3 separate regions of the Mus musculus genome follow, and all the other regions are linked to region 1. Evidence: chromatin contacts called from ENCODE Hi-C or POLR2A ChIA-PET data. All regions are on one chromosome and are shown on one strand. Each heading gives the region's core, a stretch centred on a gene start or an enhancer-like site at or near the end of the contact. The rest is flanking DNA. Distances are from core to core; before and after follow the strand shown.

The links. A loop is a pair of places that touch in the nucleus more often than their neighbours do. ChIA-PET counts read pairs that join two places held with the same protein, here RNA polymerase II (POLR2A).
Region 2: a loop to region 1 is called in a map of left cerebral cortex, with 4 times the contacts of the local background. The contact joins the promoter of Ssb here to the promoter of Klhl23 in region 1. A Hi-C loop is called at or near these places in 9 of 37 maps with a recorded cell type or tissue (adrenal gland, heart and left cerebral cortex). POLR2A ChIA-PET finds 5 or more read pairs at or near these places in 2 of 5 experiments (Patski and embryonic stem cell).
Region 3: a loop to region 1 is called in a map of left cerebral cortex, with 2.3 times the contacts of the local background. The contact joins the promoter of Ccdc173 here to the promoter of Klhl23 in region 1. A Hi-C loop is called at or near these places in 2 of 37 maps with a recorded cell type or tissue (both left cerebral cortex). POLR2A ChIA-PET finds 5 or more read pairs at or near these places in 5 of 5 experiments (Patski and embryonic stem cell).

The regions. Positions count from the first base shown.
Region 1 is chr2:69,819,873-69,824,055 of GRCm38, forward strand. It overlaps Klhl23 (kelch-like 23), which reads left to right and starts at 2,498. Exons shown (of 4, transcript NM_177784.4): 1 at 2,498-2,770; 2 at 3,915-4,183. The coding sequence starts at 3,916.
Region 2 is chr2:69,859,434-69,863,616 of GRCm38, forward strand. Ssb (Sjogren syndrome antigen B) reads left to right here and starts at 2,129. Exons shown (of 12, transcript NM_001110145.1): 1 at 2,129-2,279; 2 at 3,791-3,882. The coding sequence starts at 3,817.
Region 3 is chr2:69,787,175-69,791,357 of GRCm38, forward strand. Ccdc173 (coiled-coil domain containing 173) reads right to left here and starts at 2,312. Exons shown (of 9, transcript NM_001077684.1): 1 at 2,241-2,312; 2 at 1-212. The coding sequence starts at 2,289. Phospho2 (phosphatase, orphan 2) reads left to right here and starts at 2,563. Exons shown (of 4, transcript NM_028521.2): 1 at 2,563-2,782; 2 at 3,112-3,147.

The DNA of each region.
Region 1 (4,183 bases), core at 1,248-3,747:
ATAAAATTATACCTATGACTTTAATCAGTAACAACCTTTTCAATCCCAGTATGTAAATGAAGTATATAAAAATGTCTTTCTTTACCTACCACCTACTCATGCTGATTAGGATACCACAATTAGCATATCTAGCATCTAATGGCAAGGCTATACTTAGTAATGTATTAATGAGATAAAAATAATTATGTTTAGGAACCAGGATTCCTTCGAAAGGTGACACTGTCTACTCTACGCCAAGCTCAGAATCATCGAGTCTCATCTCTGGTTGGTCCTTTATTCTATTAAGGCTTGGAATCCTGGCTGGTCTGTTTTCTGTCATTATTTGTTTTATGTGTTCATCTCGTGAGTCTGGAAAGTGTCAGATCCACTCACTTTTGCAGTGATCTCTTTGGGTTTTGTTTGGTGTGGCTTTTTTTTCCCTGCTGGAAAATGAACCTGAGGTCTCTTTGATAAGGCACTGGGTGAAAAACAACTACCCTTGCAGTGTGCCCCAGGGTCTGTGCTTGCCTTGGCAAGGGGAGGCTGACTAACACATGGTGTGCTTGTGCATAGAGGCCAGAGGCCAGCCTCTGTTGCTGCTCCTTAGGAACTGCCTATCCTGGTTTTGAACCAGTGTCTCTCCCTGGGGCTATAGCTGATGGACTGGGTCAGACTGGCTTGTCAGTAAGCCCTGGGGATCCATTTTTTTTTCTGCATTCTGAGTGTGGGATTACAAGCACATGTCACCCTGCTTTTTATGTGCATTGTGGGAGCTCAACTCATGTCCTCATGTTTGTGAGGTAAGCACCTTAGCCATTGGTCTTTATCCCTAGCCTCAGGAAACATGTTTTTAAGCAGAACTAGGAATCACTATAAGCAAATATTTTGTTTTGCGACAGGGCCTTACCATTTTCAGTGGGGCAGTCTCAAACTCGGGATCTTCCTGCCTCAGCCTACTCTGCTAAGATTAGAGGATTGTGACAGCACCAACAGCTTGGAAGCAAAAGTTCTAATTGGTTCCTATAATAATCTGAAAAAAGTCTGCACAAATGACAATACAGTGAACCTCTCTATCAAGAGTCATTGATCATATACTGTTATACGTATGTTTCTACCCCATATACATATATATTATGCATATATTGATCATATTTTTGAGATTCTATAAGTTAGTATAGAGCCTACAATATATATTTTCTTACGACTTCTTTCTGTATGTTGGAGAGGTGGTTCAGAGGCTCAGAGCACTTGTTGCAATTGCAAAGGACCAGGATTTGGGCCCCAGAATTTACATAGCAGCTTACAGTCATTGTGACTCTGGTTCTAGGGGATCCAATGGTATCGCTCTTCTGGTCTCTGCAGGCTCTTCACACATTACAGACACACATGTTGCAAGCGCGATTTCGATCACACACACATGCACACAATACATTTTAAAAATTATTTCTGTGTGTGTGTGCTTGTGTGTGTGTGTGTGTGTGTGTGTGTGCGCACGCGTGTGTGTCTAGTAGTTTGCTCTAGGCTGTATGTTAAGTGGCAAGTGGCAGAGTAAACTTTAGCCCCCCAATCGAAGACTCTTTTGCTTTCTTGCTGTGGTATTAAATTGTTGACCAGACTCTAAGATATAAACCATATCATGTTTTTGTTTGTTTTGTTTTTGTTGGTTGTTTGTTTGTTTTAGGTTGTTTTCTAAGAATCACTTGGTGCTCTTGGACAGAATGAAGATTTCTGAAATCTGGGGTGAGGGTTGTGAAGTTCTACACAACACTCCCCCGGGATCAACACTAAGATGTGGAATTAAATTAAACCCACTCAAAGAAGAACAAGCATGTTACTTGTTCAGAGCTTGCTTGGCAAGAAGGCCAATCACCATCACTCGTCCTTCCCAGAGGCTCAAAGCAGGGACATGAGAAGCGTGGATAAAAATAGAAGAAAAAGAAGAGGAAAAAGCAAGGGGGAGGGGAGAGTAGTAGCCTCCACCTCTGCTACCCCAGATATCTGATTGGAGGCTATTGGCTGGGAAAGCCGGGGGTGGGCTACAAACAGAGTGATCGTTTTTTGGCATATTTATACTTCCCTGGTTGGTCCTGAAGAGGAAGTGGGGGTAGAAACCCAAGTTGGCTTCCTGGTTGTTCTGGTGCAATTTCAACACAGGTTGTGGCTTGGCTTTCGGCGCTTAGGAGTTTCAGCGTTCTCCCATCATGTAAGGTATGGCCATTACGTATCTGTCTACTTACTCTTTTCTTTTCAACACTACTTTAAGAACAACCTTAGCTCTCCGGTCCTGGTTTGCCGCGACCTCCTTCCAGTAAGCTCCCTGACAGCCATGGACCATCTTTCAAACCTAATTACCTTTTCCCGGACTTTATGAGGTGCTCGGAAGTTATTCAAAATCTTGCGGCTAAAAACATTTGATACTAGCTTTTGTTGCAATAAGAAAGTGGACTTTCTGGTGTGGCACAATGGACATCACCAGAAGGCTGGAGCTTGCCCCTTTTAGCTGCTTGTGTTCTACAACAGTAACTCGAGAATCTTAGGTGCCTGGATTCAGCCTTGACCTAGGCTACCCCCACTTTCCCTGGAAGCTTCCAGGTTAACTCCTAGTGTGCTTAAGCAGCCCCAAAGCTCCTTCCTGCGCGCTCTGCTGGAGGCAGCATGGAGTTTATGGGAAAGCAGCTACTTGTGGCATTTGAAGGCAGCCCTAATAGAAGACCGTAGTTTCGCCTTCTTCTCTCGGCACTTTCTCTCTCCCCGCACGCCAAGGGCCAGGGCCGGCAAGAGGACAGAGAAGGTAAGGGTACACACTCCCCTCCGGCGTTGGCTGGGGACTCCGGCTTTCTCCTAGCAGGCAGTGCGATGGGCGTGCGCGCGCGAGAGGAGCGGGGCTGACCGTGGACGCGGCCCACCTGCTGCGGGAGCCCACGCTGCGGCGCCCGGGCTGCGGGGGGCTGCGGGCGGAGGCGGGAAGCCGCGGGCCACCGAAGCCGGAGCGGCTCGTGGGCTGGAGCTGCGCTAGCAGGCGGCCTCCGCCGCGCCCCGCCGCGCGCTACCAAAGATGGTCAGAGGGTCGGGAGGCGCCCCCGCCCCCGCCCCCGCCGGCCGCTAGTCCGGAGTCTGCGTTCCGCGCCGCCAGCGAGGTAGGTCGGAGCCCGGCGGCCCGGGGCCGGCCAGAGAGGCGAACGGGCAGCGCGGGAGACGAGGCCCCGCCACCCCCAGCCCACGCGCGCCGGGGCGCAGACAATGGCCGTGCGGTGCGGGCCCAGTGGCGAGGGCGGGCGCGTGGGTGCCGCGGGGCCGTCCACACCTGCGCACCCGGCCGGGCAGAGGCCGCGGGCATCGGCCAACGGCGGCGCGCGACGCCCGGGAGCCGAACCCCCGCGCCGGGCCCCGGGGCGGGGCGCTCTCCCGGCGGGAACGCCGGCCGGGCCCAGGCGCTAGCGCGGGCTGCAGAAGCTAGCTCGGGCCCGGCCGCTCTTGTGCTGTCAGCAAGCTGCAGAGCGCAGGGATCCCTTTTCTGAGATTCTCTCCATCTTGGTGGCATCTCAGTGTGAATTGAAATCGAGGGGGGAGGGGGAGAACCAACAACGGCGAATTGGGGCCGGGCTGCGGCGGGGTGACCCCCTCGGACACTTGGCCTGGGGACTCTCAGGAACTGCCAGACTGGGACAGTGCAGATACTGGGTGGCTGGGGGTAGTAAGCTAGGATCTCTCAACAAATGGATAACTGGAAAAAAAAAATCCTCATTTAGTTAATCTGATTTTAAATAGACCATCGTATAAATAGTTCAGCGCATTTTGCATATGGTGTTTGGGCATCTGATTTTAGTCTAGTTTTGGAATATGCCTGATGCCATCCATGTCTGGTGATCGGAATTTTTAACATTAATTATTAGAGTTAATACACAAAGCTGAAAACGTGTTTGTATTTTTTGCAGCATGGCTCTAAAAGGACAAGAAGATTACATTTTTCATTTCAAGGATTCGTCGCATCCAGTGGATTTTCTGGATGCATTCAGAACGTTTTACATGGATGGACTATTTACTGATATTACCCTTCAGTGTCCTTCAGGCATAATCTTCCATTGTCACCGAGCTGTTTTAGCTGCCTGCAGCAATTATTTTAAGGCAATGTTCACAGCTGACATGAAAGAAAAATTTAAAAGTAAAATAAAACTGTCGGGCATCCACCATGATATTTTGGAAG
Region 2 (4,183 bases), core at 879-3,378, 39 kb after region 1:
CTGCCTTAGATCAATCATTCTGTGTACAGGGGAAGGGTACAAGCCACTCTGACATTTAGAAATGTACATGGGATTTTTTCATTCATGGTGACTGACATGCAACTTTTAATTCTTCCACAATCACTCTCCAAAAAATTATGAAGTTCTCCTTGTTCAATACTGTAGAATCTTCAAATGAATACGCTGAATTCTGATCGTAGAACAATGATGTAGACATACCTGTGAAACTTACCTGGTTACAATAACAGGTAGTATGGGCATGTGTGTAAAACATATATTTTGAAGGTGATAATTCATTTCCTTGAGTTTTGCTAATGGTACCTTTTATTATATTCTCATGAGAATGGTAGAAGGAAATAAGATTTTTTATATTATTTAATATAATTTATACAACATTACATTAATATTTGCAGTATTTGGAGAAAATGGTTATGTGAAACACCTTTTGCTTCTGAGCACCGTGCTTGTGAATTTCACAAACACCAGTAAATGAAAATCAGTTTGTTTTTATCACTATATATTATTTAACTTTTTAATTATTTGGTGGTACACATATAGTCGATTCTAATTTTTCTTTTAATCACATAACTTACTATTATGAACATTTAAGTTATCTAAGTGCTTATTTATTTATTTTATGTGTGTGTCCTGGGAGTATGTATGTGCACTGTAAGCGTGCAGGACCCAACAAAGATGAGAAGAGAGTGTTAGAGTCCCTGGAAATGGATTTATAGTAGGTTGGGAGCATTTACACACATGGTATTTTTCCACTGTCTATCCATGCAGGCAAAACACCCGTACATAAACTTAAATCTTTAAAAAAGGAAAATTTAGCATTTATGTCTCACAGTAAGTAGAAACTTGAAAATTTTTTTATTGAATGTAATTAATCTAAAGTTAAAACTACCTGAGGATAATACTAGTAAATTCTTTTTTCTTTGGCCAAAATGGCATGTATAGTTAACCTATAAATGCATTTCTTCTTCTTCTTCTTCTTCTTCTTCTTCTTCTTCTTCTTCTTCTTCTTCAAATTTTAGAGTTTATCTGTTTGGGAACTTCCAAAATGCTCTGAGATTATGAAGTTATTTTGTGAAAGTAATTTTTATATTCCAGGAACACTGAAGGAAAAAGATGATGTCATAAGGAAATTGCACCTCTAAAACGTTAAAATTGTTATGTAAAAAGTGGCAGTCCTGACTTAAGTGTGAAGTCTCTCAAACTATTCTAAATGTACTTCTTTCCTAGCAAGAGACTTTTTTGTTTTGGTTTGGTTTTTGGTTTTTAGAGACAGGGTTTCTCTGTGCAGTCTTGGCTGTCCTGGAACTCACTTTGTAGACCAGGCTGGCCTCGAACTCAGAAATCCGCCTGCCTCTGCCTCCCAAGTGCTGGGAGCAAGAGACTTTTAAAAAGATTTGTTTGTAATCCCAGCACTAGGGTGGCTGGAGGCAGAAGCATAGTTTGGGATCAGCTTGGGTTACTCATTGAGTCAGACTCCAACATCAAAACAAGCAAAGATAGACAGCAGCAGCAAGAGGGGGAGCAGTAAGAGCCTGGTGATGTAGGTGAAGTCCCAGCACTTTGTACTGAAGCAGGAGTTCGAATCATTGGCCAGTTTGTGCTTCAGAGAGCTAGCCTGTCGGAAACCAAGCAACTGTATGGTTTTTTAATTTTTTTCCAAAACCACAACACCATGCAAGTCAAATACATTGCAAAAGGCCAAGCGTGCTGGCGCACCCCTTTAATAATGCCAGCACTCCCGGAAGAGGTAGGCGAGTGTCTCAGCAGAGGCAGGAGGAGTTTGAGGGTCAGCCTGGTCTACAGAGCAGCGCGAGTTCCTGGATAGCCAGGACTACGCACGGAAACGCTGTCTCAAAAAAAAAAAAAGGAAAAAAGAGACAAAGGGGGAAAAAAAGAAAAACCAAGCGCTACAGAAGAAAGAAGGGAAGGCTCGAACATACTGCCCAGAAACACATTAAAAACAAAGATCTCCACAAAAACACTTCCTGTCAGCCCCTAACATTCTGCTGAGCAATTTAACAATTTCTCGGGCGGGAGGGCGGGACTCCTCCTCCGAGGATTGTGGGAGGCTGCGGTAACGGCGCGTGCGTGGAAAGCAGAGCCGGGCCACTGCGTCCGCGGCCACGCCCACCTGTCCGCAAGGGCTGCCGGGAAAGCCCCCATCTTTAAGCGCGTTTGGCTGGCCCGCCGGCGCTCGGAAGTCCAGGCGCTTCTGTCGTTGTTCTTGAAGCTGTGGTGACCGTGGGATCCGAATCTTTGAGGTGAGCTTCTTGGAAACTGAGGAGAAGGTACGAAGGGCTGTGCTATGCGCAGGCCTCACCTTCCTCTCCGCGCCGCCGCGTGGGCCGCGCGGCCCGTGGCCGTGTGCTGGACCGCGGCCCGAGGGGGCGCGGGCCTCGGCGAGGCCACGGAGCGGGCCCCGGCCAGAGATGCGGGCGCCTGGGGCTTTCCACGTGGCAGGGATCCCGGCGGGCCGGTGTGGGAGGATGCGGCTCTCGCGGGGCCTTTAGGCAGAGGCTCGCCGCATCCTCACGGCGTCCTTTCGGTTTGTTCCTTGCACCCCTTTCCTGACTGGCCAGAGGCGGATGTTTCGGACCATTTAAGTCTTTAGGGTGGTCGGTGCGGGTTAAACGCGACAGGGTTCTGTGGGGACTGACTGGAGGCCGAAGAAGTGGGGGCCGCTATTGGGTTCCCAGCGTCGCTATCTTTTTTTTTTTTTTTTTTTCCTTCAAAGAACTGCCATTGCCATTCTGTCTTCAGTGTGAAACAGTCCCTAAATTGGGTAGGCCGCAGAAGTCTTGCAGGGGCTAACTAGGTCGTTATTGACCTGTGTCTCTGTAGTAATGAGAAGTGAGATTGTTGGTAGTGGGAGACAAACCAGCGCCTGTAACAGTAAATTCTGAAGTGGGACGTGTACTTCGTAGATTTCCCATTACAGGACCAGTGTATCGCCAGCAGTCTCCAGCATTTTGAGCAATGTCTCAAGAAATATACCAACAGTAACTCATAACTATATTCAGCTGCTGCAGATAAACTCTTCAAGAGCTGGTATACTTCCGTACAATATGGTAGGGTGGTTTAGTAAGGCGCTGAAAGCCAGTAAGACAGAAGATCCGGTTTGTGATTTCTAGCAAACCAGTATCACAGTCCCTCTTTATTCTAGGATTGTTGTCAGACCGTGAAACAGGAAAGTGGCTATAGAGTTAACCAGTGTAGTAGTGTTTTAGGCACATCCTTACCTTCCAGCGTCCCTAGTTTAAAATTTTTTGTATCTGTGCTCACAAGGTCCCATTTTTCTTGTATTCTCCTATATAGTGTCTAACACCGTAACTTTCATATCTGAACTCTATTTTCATTTTTACCAGTAATAAGTTTTGGTAAGTCAGCTGTGACTAATTTGAAAAGAAACGCAAATAATTGGCATTGAGGGCTATAGGAATATACTGCTGGCAGACTATAATACTGATATTTTTAAAGCTAGAAATGATTCAGGGGTAGTTAAGTGGACATTTTCTGCTTTTTTGTTTTTATCGCTGAACTTTGCTTTACCAACTACATGAAGAGTTTGGTTACAAAGTAGGATTTACTGGGAGGAGGGGTTGTTGATCTGAGTTTTCCATCCATAATCCAAGGTGTTGCTTTGTTGAGATGTATGAGAATTCATAGGGAAACCTGTAAGGTTAGGAATTCTTGAAATTAAAAAAAAAGTGGCATACTTTTTACTCATTCTCTTGTATTGACTATTATATAAAAATAATAACCTTCCTACCAGTGTGAGAAACTTTACAGATAGCCACAATGGCTGAAAATGGAGATAATGAAAAAATGACTGCTTTGGAGGCCAAAATCTGTCATCAAATTGAGGTATGATTCTTGTGTTGTTAAATTGTAACTTAAGATGAAAACAGAACATCTAATAGCGATATGTGGGCTTTTCAAACAACTGGCTTAGCTTTGATTCTTGGAGTTAATATGAATGTATTCATATTAGGGCAAAGTTAGAAGTCTCAAGAATTACAGACATTCCAAAGGTAACACTGTAGACTGGTGTTTATTTTTGAGACACAGAGTTCCCAAGTCTGTAAAATGGAGGTAATATTTGTAAGTTGATGTGAAAATTAATGGTGTGCCTAATATCTAACAAGCTAGCATAAATTCCATGGTA
Region 3 (4,183 bases), core at 1,062-3,561, 33 kb before region 1:
CCAGTGTTTTACCAACTCTTGGGATTTCACATGCATTTTCTTCTTTGCTGCTCTTTCTGCACGAAGGACTGCTGCTTCTCTTGTCAACCTGTTGAGGCTATCCCGGATCCTCTCCCACTCAGCGTGTGGGATTATGGTGATCTGCTGGAGATCCACCTTGCTAGGTAGGAGGGGTGGATAGGGAATCTCTTCTTTTTCAAAGCAATCCATTCCTAATGCATTAAGAAACATAATTTTTAAATACTTTTCAGGAAGAGTTCACCTGACTTTTTTTTCCAGAAATTTCTGGAGTATAGTAGTATCTGAAAATTGCCTCAAATGTGTAACTTAAGATTGGCTGAGGGAGATAATACGAGACTTTATGAAATCAGAGTGAAGTGATCAAATCTTTGGTGATTTCCTTCATTTGTAAACTTGGGCAAGACATTGAACTTTGTGGGATCTTGGTGGAAAAACTCCTGATCAAGAGAGTGAGGTCTACGGCCTGGGTGGAGATCAAACATGCTGGTGGGGTTGGGATTCAATCACGTTTTCTCAGGGTCCATCCTAGAACTCCTCGAGTCATGCTAATGAGATAGGCAGAATTAGCTCTTTTATAAGACCCATTTCATTAAATTTGATAAGTATATGCCTCCAAAGCCATCATTACAGTTCAGATAACGGCCACAGGACACCAACAGTCCCCACACCCATTTACTGCTTGCCATCCCTCCTTAGGCTCTACTAGGCCACCACTCATCTACTACTTTTATTATAGATTTTACTCAAAAGAATTACTTTGAGATTCATTCATGTTGTCATATACGTGATTTTATTGCTTTATGCTCTTTCCCAGAATCCCTGCCCCAATGCAGAACCTTATGGGGCACAGCCATGTAACATGTTAACATGTTAACATGTAACATGTTAAGTCTCTTCACTCTTCTGAACTGATCAGAGGAGTGTATTCTCCTTTTCTTCTCTCTCCTTAGCATGCTTTCCTTAACACTGTGAGCTTTCCCCAGCGTTTCAGACTGCACGCTTCCTCTAAAGCAGCAGTTTCTCAGTCTGTGCATCTCAGCACCTTTGGGGGTCGAATGAGGGTCGCCTAAGACCACTGGGAAACACAGATATTTAATAATAATAATTTAAGCATAATTCATACAATTATAATCATGAAGTAGCACAGAAAATAATTTTATGGTGCGGGTCGCCACAACATAAGGAACTGTATGTAATAAAGGGTCACAGCACTAGGGAGATTGAGAACCACTGTTCGAAAGCATCTCTCCTCAATACACAGCAGTTTTTCCAAGTGGAGCAATTCAGAAAGAGGCTGAGAGAAGCCAGTTTGAATCAGTCAGCTTGCAGAGGAGTTTGGGCCAGAACACCTGTGTTGAACCATCGAGGCCAGAGTTCAGAAAGAACTAGAAAGGGTGAGCTTATTCAGCAGTAAGCCTCCAAGACAACAGTTACATCTGGTGAATAAAAATTACTTTTACAATGTCCTTGTGTATGAATCAAATTTCCTAATGTTCCCACTGACCAGATTGTGTCTATCCTAGGGTGCAGGGTGGGGGTAGGGTGCTATTGCTACAGAACTCAAGCAAAACGTGAAGATAGTTCAAATTTCCAAGAATCTATTAGTTACCATGACAACAATTAAACTTGTGGAAAGACTTTGTTTTTAGAAGTCCTACTTGCTCACATCTTTGAAAAAAAATCAAATCTTAGGTCACTTTAATTGGTCACTTTAATTACCTCATTATCATTTTTTTTTTTTTTTTTACATTATCAAAGCATTTGACTAGGGGAGAATTTTAACTTTAGCGTGGAAAGAACTGAGGTTTTTCCGTGAGCTTTAGAAAAGATTACTCAGCAGGTCTGCAACATTATAAAGATTTTGATAGGTCAATAACATTTCCAAACGGCATTCCAAAATTTATTCAACGAATTACAAAGCTTAAGTGCCCCGAGTGTCTGACGAGTTACAGCTGGGGTAAGGCTCTAACTGCTGCCTTTTCTACCCCTATTCTACTCCTAGTCTATTCTTTCTACTGCTACGCTCCCCTAGTCCTCTTTCCTTTTTCCACTCATTCACCTGAAGGCCAACCTGCCTAACTTCCAAGGATGCTTGCTGGGACTGCTTTCGACTTGGTTAAAGCCCATTTCAAAAGGCAACCGAAGCCCTCACTTTGTCACCCTATGCTGGGGTTCTAGAAACAACAACCCCAGCTCCGGCACGGGCCAAGGCAGCTCACCTTGGCTTTCCTTCGCCTGCCCGGAGCGCCGTCCAAAGCGCACCTGCATCTTTAACAAAGCTGATCCCGCGAGTCCAGAGCAGGTGATACTACTTCCAAGCTGAAGTCAGCTACTGAGCGATAACTAAACCATTTGGTTGTTTAGCAACCACGCCGGAAGTGACGTCAGTCTCCAATCCAGGAACCAGGAAGGAGCCCTGTCCGCGGCTGAACCGAGGCCCGAAGCCCGGGTGTGCGCGTGCGCAGTGCAGAGCAGTGGGCGAGCCGGCGCTAGCAGTTCACCGGCTGCGTAAGGCACGAGAACCAACCGGCCGACGCTGGTGCTGATGCTGGCGGCCCGCTGCGACCCAGGCCTGGGTCAGTGAGGAGCCCTCGGTCCCGCTCGGCCGCTGCCGCTTTTCTCACTCGCTGCGCTAGTTTGGAACCGGCCGGTGTGCGAGTCGAGGCCCAGGCTGGGTGCGAGCTTCTACTCTGCGCCCCGCTGGCTGAGGTGAAGGACAGCCCTTTGACCACCGAGCCACAAGGATTAAAGGACAGAAAAGGTGTTTTTAAATGATTTGATTTATGAGGCATAGTCAGGACTATATGAGACCCTGTCAGTTGTTACGTAGGACTATTAAAACTTGAATGTTGTCCCCAGAACATTCGCGTTGATACCTTTAACATACATTAAACTGCTTGGTAAATAACTTGTAATTAGTGTACTTCGGGAACCAGTCAGTCTCTAATGACACAAAAAGTGGACTGGCACTTGATCTCAGCAGAGGCTCTCCTGACATATCGCTGTACAGCTGATTTCATTACTAAATTAAAGGAAGTGCGACTTTCAATAATGAACGTTCTAATGCATAGTTGTGCTATCTCTCCTCAGGTTTTCTATCAGAGATGTTCCACTGTAATAATGCTGGTAAGTATGGAAGGATTAATAAAAATTTCTGGAGACGGAACTTTTGTGTACTTGTGCTAAGCGAGTTGAAAGCTCCGCAGGGCTGGAAAGGTCAGGGATTGAACTGTCTTTGTAGGCCAACAGCCGCTTGCATAGTTTGTGAGGGAGCACGACGCCTAGCGAGAGATCGGTGAATTACACAGTGCTAGCTGCATCCCCAGCAAATTGTACCTTTCTCTTCCTAAGGCCCTCTTCCCACAAGATAACGCAGAGTGAGCAGGAAGTTCCTTCACGGGACAGAAACTCTGAGCTGAGGGACCTCACCACAAGGGACAACACAGGTGCCCTTTAACCTGTTCACTCTAGAGTTATCCTTGAAGCAACTGGGGCAGAGTATATAACTTAGAAGGCAGAAGCTGTGTAGACCACGTCTCTCAGTGAAAATTATCAGGAGTTTTACCAAATTAGTTACAAGTATTGAACCTCATAAAATATCTCAGTAACGTTCTCATATGGTCTTATATTTCAAATAGGGTCTCATATTTGACTTGAAACTCCCGATTGCAAGTGCCTTTTCCATACAAGTTGGTCTAGAACTAGTTTTTTTTTTTTGGGGGGGGGGTTGGGTTTTTTTTTTGTTGTTGTTGTTTTTTTTTTTTTTTTTTTTTTGTCTCGAAGCTCTTTTGCACCCTAATTGGAAACAGAATTTAAATGACTATTGAGATATTTTAAAAACAAAATCAGAAACAAACAAACAAAAACCCACAAATGACAATTAAACCACTCATTAAGATCTGGCCACTGTCCATAAACCATTTTATGCGTGCTATACTTAGTTATGTGTATGTTTGTATATGTGTTTGTGTGAGAGTAAGTGCACATGATTGAAGGTGCCCAAAGAGACTAGGGCTGTCAGACCCCCCTGGAGCTTCAGTTACAAGTAGTGATAAGCCACCAAAACTTGGATCTTCTACAAAAACAGTCAATGTTCTTAACTGCTCAGCTGCCTCTCCAGCCCCTTATTTATTTACTTCTTTGGGGTGTATGTGTGTGTGTA